Linked DNA regions of Mus musculus: region 1 is linked to region 2. The links are chromatin loops, found by intact Hi-C in ENCODE. Cell type or tissue: left cerebral cortex. All regions are shown on one strand. Links, peaks and the distances in the headings refer to the core of each region. The heading gives the core; the rest is flanking DNA.

What was found. Hi-C counts contacts between places; a loop is a spot of excess contacts. Peaks named below come from ENCODE experiments on the same cell type or tissue, not always from the same donor. Only the 100,000 strongest peaks of a DNase experiment are listed, where the experiment ranks them.
Region 1: it touches region 2 in a loop (4-fold over the local background); 10 of 42 quality-filtered maps call a loop at or near these places.

Annotation. Positions count from the first base shown.
Region 1 is chr7:4,994,266-4,997,163 of GRCm38, forward strand. It overlaps Zfp579 (zinc finger protein 579), which reads right to left and starts at 1,836. Exons shown (of 2, transcript NM_026741.2): 1 at 1,739-1,836; 2 at 1-647. The coding sequence starts at 645. In left cerebral cortex, for the core only: no CTCF peak of the experiment used is centred there; DNase peaks (open chromatin) are centred at 1,523 and 1,905; H3K4me3 peaks cover 1,865 bases; H3K27ac peaks cover 1,207 bases.
Region 2 is chr7:5,049,937-5,052,834 of GRCm38, forward strand. It overlaps Zfp580 (zinc finger protein 580), which reads left to right and starts at 1,596. Exons shown (of 2, transcript NM_026900.1): 1 at 1,596-1,778; 2 at 2,869-2,898. The coding sequence starts at 2,881. It overlaps Gm15510 (predicted gene 15510), which reads right to left. Exons shown (of 4, transcript NR_166619.1): 2 at 795-982. In left cerebral cortex, for the core only: no CTCF peak of the experiment used is centred there; DNase peaks (open chromatin) are centred at 1,352, 1,575, 1,761, 2,147 and 1 more place; H3K4me3 peaks cover 1,901 bases; H3K27ac peaks cover 2,146 bases.

The DNA of each region.
Region 1 (2,898 bases), core at 186-2,685, 56 kb before region 2:
CTCCTGTCGCCCCGCGGCCAGTGCCAACTCTGCCCTTAGCTCCGCTGCCCCGGCCTCGGCCTCCTTGGCCTCTGATTCCCGAGGATCCGTACTCGTGGGGACAGCCGCAGGAGCCGAGTCCCCTGCGGGCCACTGTGTGGTCGCCTCCTCCTCAGCCCCGGCCACCACCACCGTGGCGGGCTGTTCCACTCCCTCGTCCTGCGGACCCCAACTGGCCTCAGGCTCCTCCTTCACTGCCCTCTGCGTGGACAGATCCACCTCGCTACCTGCGTGCTCTTGGGCCAGGTGGCGCCTGAGCTGGGCTGGCTCCGGGAAGGTGCGTGGGCAGGCAGCGCAGCGCAGCGGGGGCTGGGGCCCGTGGCCACGAAGGTGGCGGGAAAGGTGGGCAGGCCTGCGGAAAGCTTTGGGGCACAGAGGGCAGGCATGGGGCCGGAGACCCGAGTGGCTCAGCCGGTGTCGAGACAGGTAGTAAGGGAAGCGGAAGAGGCGACCACAGGTTGGGCAGGGCAGAGGCGCCCTAGGGGCTCCAGCACCCCCTCTGCCACGACCACGGCCTCGGCCACGGCCACGGCCACGGCCTCGGCCTCGGCCACGGTCACGGTGAGGTGGGCTGCCCTGGGCGGGTGGAGGGGGCTGTGGATCCATGCCTGTGGGGAAAAGGGGAAGAGGCAGGGGTGGGGAGAAGAGATGAAAGATGTGGGGTGAGGTGAAGAGGAGAGCAGAGGTACAGGGCAGGTAGATCCACAGTTCAGAAGAGGATACAGATGAAAGTCGGGAGAGGAAGGTGGTGAGGAGGCAGAAGGGGATAGACACAGGAAAGGAGAGGAGAGAGTTGTGGAGACGTAGGAAAGGGGGGCCAAGTTCAGGAGAAACACAAAGGAGAGAGATAGAGAGAAAGAAAACATAGATATCAGAGGTGGGAACGGTCAGGAAGACAGAACAAGACACATACAGAGGAGACACAGGGAGACAAAGTCAGCCAATTGATTTTGCTCTAGTGCCCTGGGGCTTGAACATTCCTGGAGGGGCTGGGAACCAGTCCACCCTTGGGGCCCAAGTAGGGTGGGATTCAAAGTCAAGAGGCCCTGGAAATAAAAAGTCCATAAGTCAGGGGCTGGGAGGGACCAGTGGGTAGCCGGGCTTAAGCCCCTGGGTCTGTGAGAGGAGAGCTGGGGTCTGGATTCCTGGGTCTGAGGGAGGAGGAATGGGGTCTGGATTCCTGGATCGGAAGGAGGAGGGCTGGGGTCTGGGCTCCTGGGTCTGAAGAAGGTCGGGGTCTGCACTCCTGGGTCTGAGGGAGGACCTGGACTCCTGGGTTTAAAGAAGGGCTGATTTCTGGATCCCTGGGTCTCAGGCAAGAAGACTGAAAGGTAGGACTCCTGGGTCTCAGATAGAACCAGATAGGCGAACTAGACTCTTGCAGGTAGACGCAGCCTCTGAGTCCGGGTGAAGGAAGAAGCTGGGTAAGGGGCCCTGACTCACAAGACAAGGGGGAGGAGTGGACTGGGAGCTGGGCTGCAGAAAATCCTCAGCGAGAAAGCTGTGGCCAGACCCCTGGCCGGGCGTGGTGTCGGGGGAGGGCGTGGAACCTGCCGGCTGTCGGGGGATCTAGGTCCAAGAGGGGGTCTATCTGTTCCGGGTAGGTGTGATCTGCAGAACTAAGGCAGCGGGTCGAGGCCTTGCAGATTGCTCTGCGCAGGGCCTGGGGCTCGCCCCAGTCTCAGGGAGCCGGTCTTACCTCCACCTCCTGCGCTCCTTTCTTCCTTCCCTGCGGCCGGGCGATCGCGGACAGTGGTGGCGGAGAGGGAGGGGGTTGAGCGTAGTGGGAGGGGTGGGGGTGGAGAAGGAGGCTGGGCTCGGTGTTACAGCCTAAGCCTTCCCCCCGGAAACCCGGTGCTTGGTCGGAGGCCAGAAGAGGAAAGACTGGCTGAGAAGCCGGAAGCGGAGGGCCAGGGACCTGGTGGGGGTGCGGGGGGGGGGGGGGCGGGAGCAGAGGAGGGAGCTGCGGCTCCTGGATCCCGGGAGGGGAAGGGGCTGAAGGCCTGTCCTTTGGACCCTCAGAGGAGGAGGAGGCTGCAAGCCTGGGAATCTGGATCCAGCTTTCCACCCCTCCTCCATTTCCCAGCAGATAACACATATTCATTCATTCTTTCAACAAACAGGCATTTATCAAGCCCTGCCGGTGCCAGGCACTGTGCTGGCTGCTGGGTCTGAAGAAGGCAGAGATGGAGATGAACGAAGCAGTGAGTGATACAGGCTTGAGAGTGAACATCAATGATACAAGGAGTGCACCTCTATGATCGAGCCTGACTCTCACTGTCCCTTGGTTGCCTGGGCAAGCAATTCTCTCTTCTCCGAGCCTCAGTTTCTCCCTTTATGGTAAGCCCCAGGATCACAACCCGACCAGTTTTATCAGAACACCTACTGTGGGCTGGCTCTGTCCTTGGTGCTGGATCGATAAAGGCAAAATTCATACTATGATGAAAAGGGACAAACAAGAGTCAGTCACAGACGGTGTGACGAGGGAAGCTCTTGTTTTGGGCAAAGTGCTGTGGAATGAAGGGGATGGAAGAGACAGTGAGCTGGCTTTCAATGGGAGTGAATGCCATTCCTCTAGTCTTCCTTGGCAACTACGTTTCTGGAACTTGGAGCTTTAATGTTTCAGCCTGCTACATGGGCCACATCTCAAAGTATATATGATGGAGAAAAAGGGCCGTTTCAGTTATCTGCCTGCATTACAGTGTTGTTTTCTTTAGGGTTAACTTCATGCCAAACATAGTTGGCAAGAGGCTGGGTAAACTGTTCCTTTTGTACGTGTCTGGGTGAGTAGAGGTTTGGAAAGCTTTGATATGCTAGTAATTCCAGGAATTTACCCTTGAGAAACCAGAAACATGCAGT
Region 2 (2,898 bases), core at 128-2,627:
GTTCACAAACACTCTAACTCCAGTTCTAGGGAATCCGATTGCTGTCTTCTGACCTCCAAGGACACCAAGTACACATGTGTATATGCCTACAGGCCACCAAAACACTTACATACATTTTTTTTTAAAGGAGAGAGAGAATTCAAGGTTATCTTAGGCTGCATAGTCAGGCTAGGCTTCTTGAGATCATGTCTCAAGAAATAAAAATACAGTTTATATAGCTGTCTCCTGGGGCAAATCTAAATTAAGGAATGAATACGTTCCATACTTCAGGGCCTCAGAAGCACTAGTGCTCAATAGCTTCATGTATCCACTGTCACGCCTCATAGAAATTATAGCATTTGTTACCGATGGAAAGATGTTGGATAATTCTTCAAGGGGTAGTCCACTCTTTGGGTGGGTGGGTGGGTGGGGTCCTTGCACTGGGCGCCTAACCCTCCTCTCCCTTGGCTATGTCCAGCTGTTGCCCCCTCCCAACTCCCAGTACGTGGATCTAGGACTTAGCCTTAGATGGGTCCTAACCTCCTGTAATTGCATCTCATACCAGAGTGCATTTTACAAATACAAAGTGTCTTCACTGGCCCAGGCTACTGCATCAAAACTGGATGCTCAGACCCTCCTTGAAGAGCCCTGCGCGCCAGCTACCATAGGCAGTGGGTGCTGGTGACTTCAGCAGCACTCTTTTCCATTCCAAAGAACCAGCTTCCTTGCCTGTGTATACGACAATGCCTGGCTTTCTCTGAGCCTCAGCTTCCCCATGTATTCCATAGTAAGTCTAAACTTCCCCATGCCCGTACCTAGGAATGGCTGGTCTCCTCTGGAGACCTTACTTTCCCCTGCTGGGTCACTGGCAAGAATCACAGCTGCTCTCCATCCTTGTTTTCAGATGCGATTTCATGTAGCCCAGGCCGGCCTCCAACTCAATATATTGGAGAAGATAACCTTGAACTTCTGATTCTTCTGTTTCAACCAGTTTTATGCAGTGCTGGGGATCAAACCAAGAGTGCATGTTAGGTAAACCCTGTCCCCATTTTTATACCTAGCAAGCATGCTCCAGTTTTCAGATTCCCCATATGCTCTGCGGGGAAATAGTACATTTTCCTTTCTGGGTCAACATCTGGTCGTCCCCAGTCTCTGTTTCCCCGTATGTTCAGTGGAGCATATATACTTTACGGGATCTGGCAACGTCTTCTTTGGACATTGATTCCCCCATTTATGAGACGTGAGGATTGTGACCCTGCTAAATCAGAACAGAGATCGGGCTTCTGGACCTCTGTCTCTCCATTTGCTCATCCAACAGAAACACCCCTTCTCTAACCCGCTGGTTTTGCCTAAGCGGAAAGGGGAGGCAGGGTGGAAAGACGACAAGCTGTAAATTTCAATTCTTTATGGGGCGCTTACTAGACTTCACAGTATCTAGCTTTTTACGGGTCACTCAAAGCAAAGGAATGGCTCTTGTGAATGGCACGCAGCTGGAAACTGTCCTTTTGCAGGTCCTTCTCGTTGGCCAAGCGCCACCCCCACCCCTTGCGCTCTCCCTTTACAGCTGCAGACTCCAGCCTCGGAACCTTCGTGTGTGTAGCGGGCGTTTCTGAACGGTGCTCTTTCTCAGGGACGCCGTCGCCCCTCGCGCCCCTGCGCCCCCCGACCCGCGTCCCCGGCGCCGCCGGCCCGGAGCTGCCCGGAAGCTCGCTCCTACCGCGGCGCTCGTCAGGGCAAGCCCGGGTCCGTCCGGGACCTCGGCCCCGTTCTCCCCCGGACCCGAGAGGCTGCTGCACCGGGTACGGGGGCCGGGATGGAGGGAGGAGCCTGGCTTGGGCAGGGCGCGAGGCCGGCAGGTCTCTGGGTGTGGGTCGGAGCGGTGAGGCGACGAAAGCGACACTCAGAGCCTGAGAGAGGGGCGTCGGGAGGCCAAAGCTCCTTATGGAAGCCAGGGGAGTAGGAAGGCCGTAGGGGATATAACGGGACAGGGTGGTTTAGAGGACCAGGGCTGCTAGAGGTCCCCAGACGAGGGGCTATGCATCAAATAACCCGGGAGGTGAAGAGGGACCAGAGATGCCAGCTGTATCTAGAGAGGAGGGGCCAAGGTTAGGGGTAGCTGTGCGGGAACAAGAAACCAGAAGGTCTATGACTGCGAGTTGGAAGATGCTCCAAGGTGGTGGCGGCGATGGAGAGAGAAACCGAAGATGTCAGGATACTTTGTGGGTGGAGACGGTGGTGAATAAAATATAACAAGATGGGGGCGCATATTGGAGGCAGTCAGTTGAGAATGAAGTACAGACGATGGCTTTCCTCGAGTGGAAAGAGAATGGCAAAACCTTTAAGTGCAGAGTGTGGGGATGACATAAAAGAGCCTTGAATGGAAAGTGGGGAATTGGGTTAGTGGGACTCTGGATAAGTATCTAGGGAGGAAACTTGAGGCGACGACAACTGTGGAGATTGGGGAGGCTCTGAGGGTATTGAGGGACCTGAGGGAAAGGACTAAATCAGAGATTGAGTAGAGCTCTGAGAAAAAGGAATGGGTAGATGGGAGAAAAATCTCGGAGGCCACTAGTCTCTAGAATGTGAGATTAGAAAGGACCTAAACTGAGAAGGAAAGAAATGGACTTGGAGATTGATTTCGGTGGGTGGAGGTGAGGGAAGGGAATCCGAAGGATGTCTGAGGTTATGACCTGAGTCGGTGGAGCGGGGTGTTGCTAAGCCCTGGTGTAGGAGTCCCGGAGATGGGGACTGGAGTCACTTCTTACTTTGTAGGGAGGTAGGTCAGTAGCACAGTCTGGCAGGGAGTGGTATCATCTTCCTTTTTAGGATTTTTTTTTTTTCCTGAAAGGAAGAGAGGATCTTAACTTCTCTTCCCTCCGCCGCTCCCAGCTGCCGCTCCAGATGCTGCTGCTGCCGCCG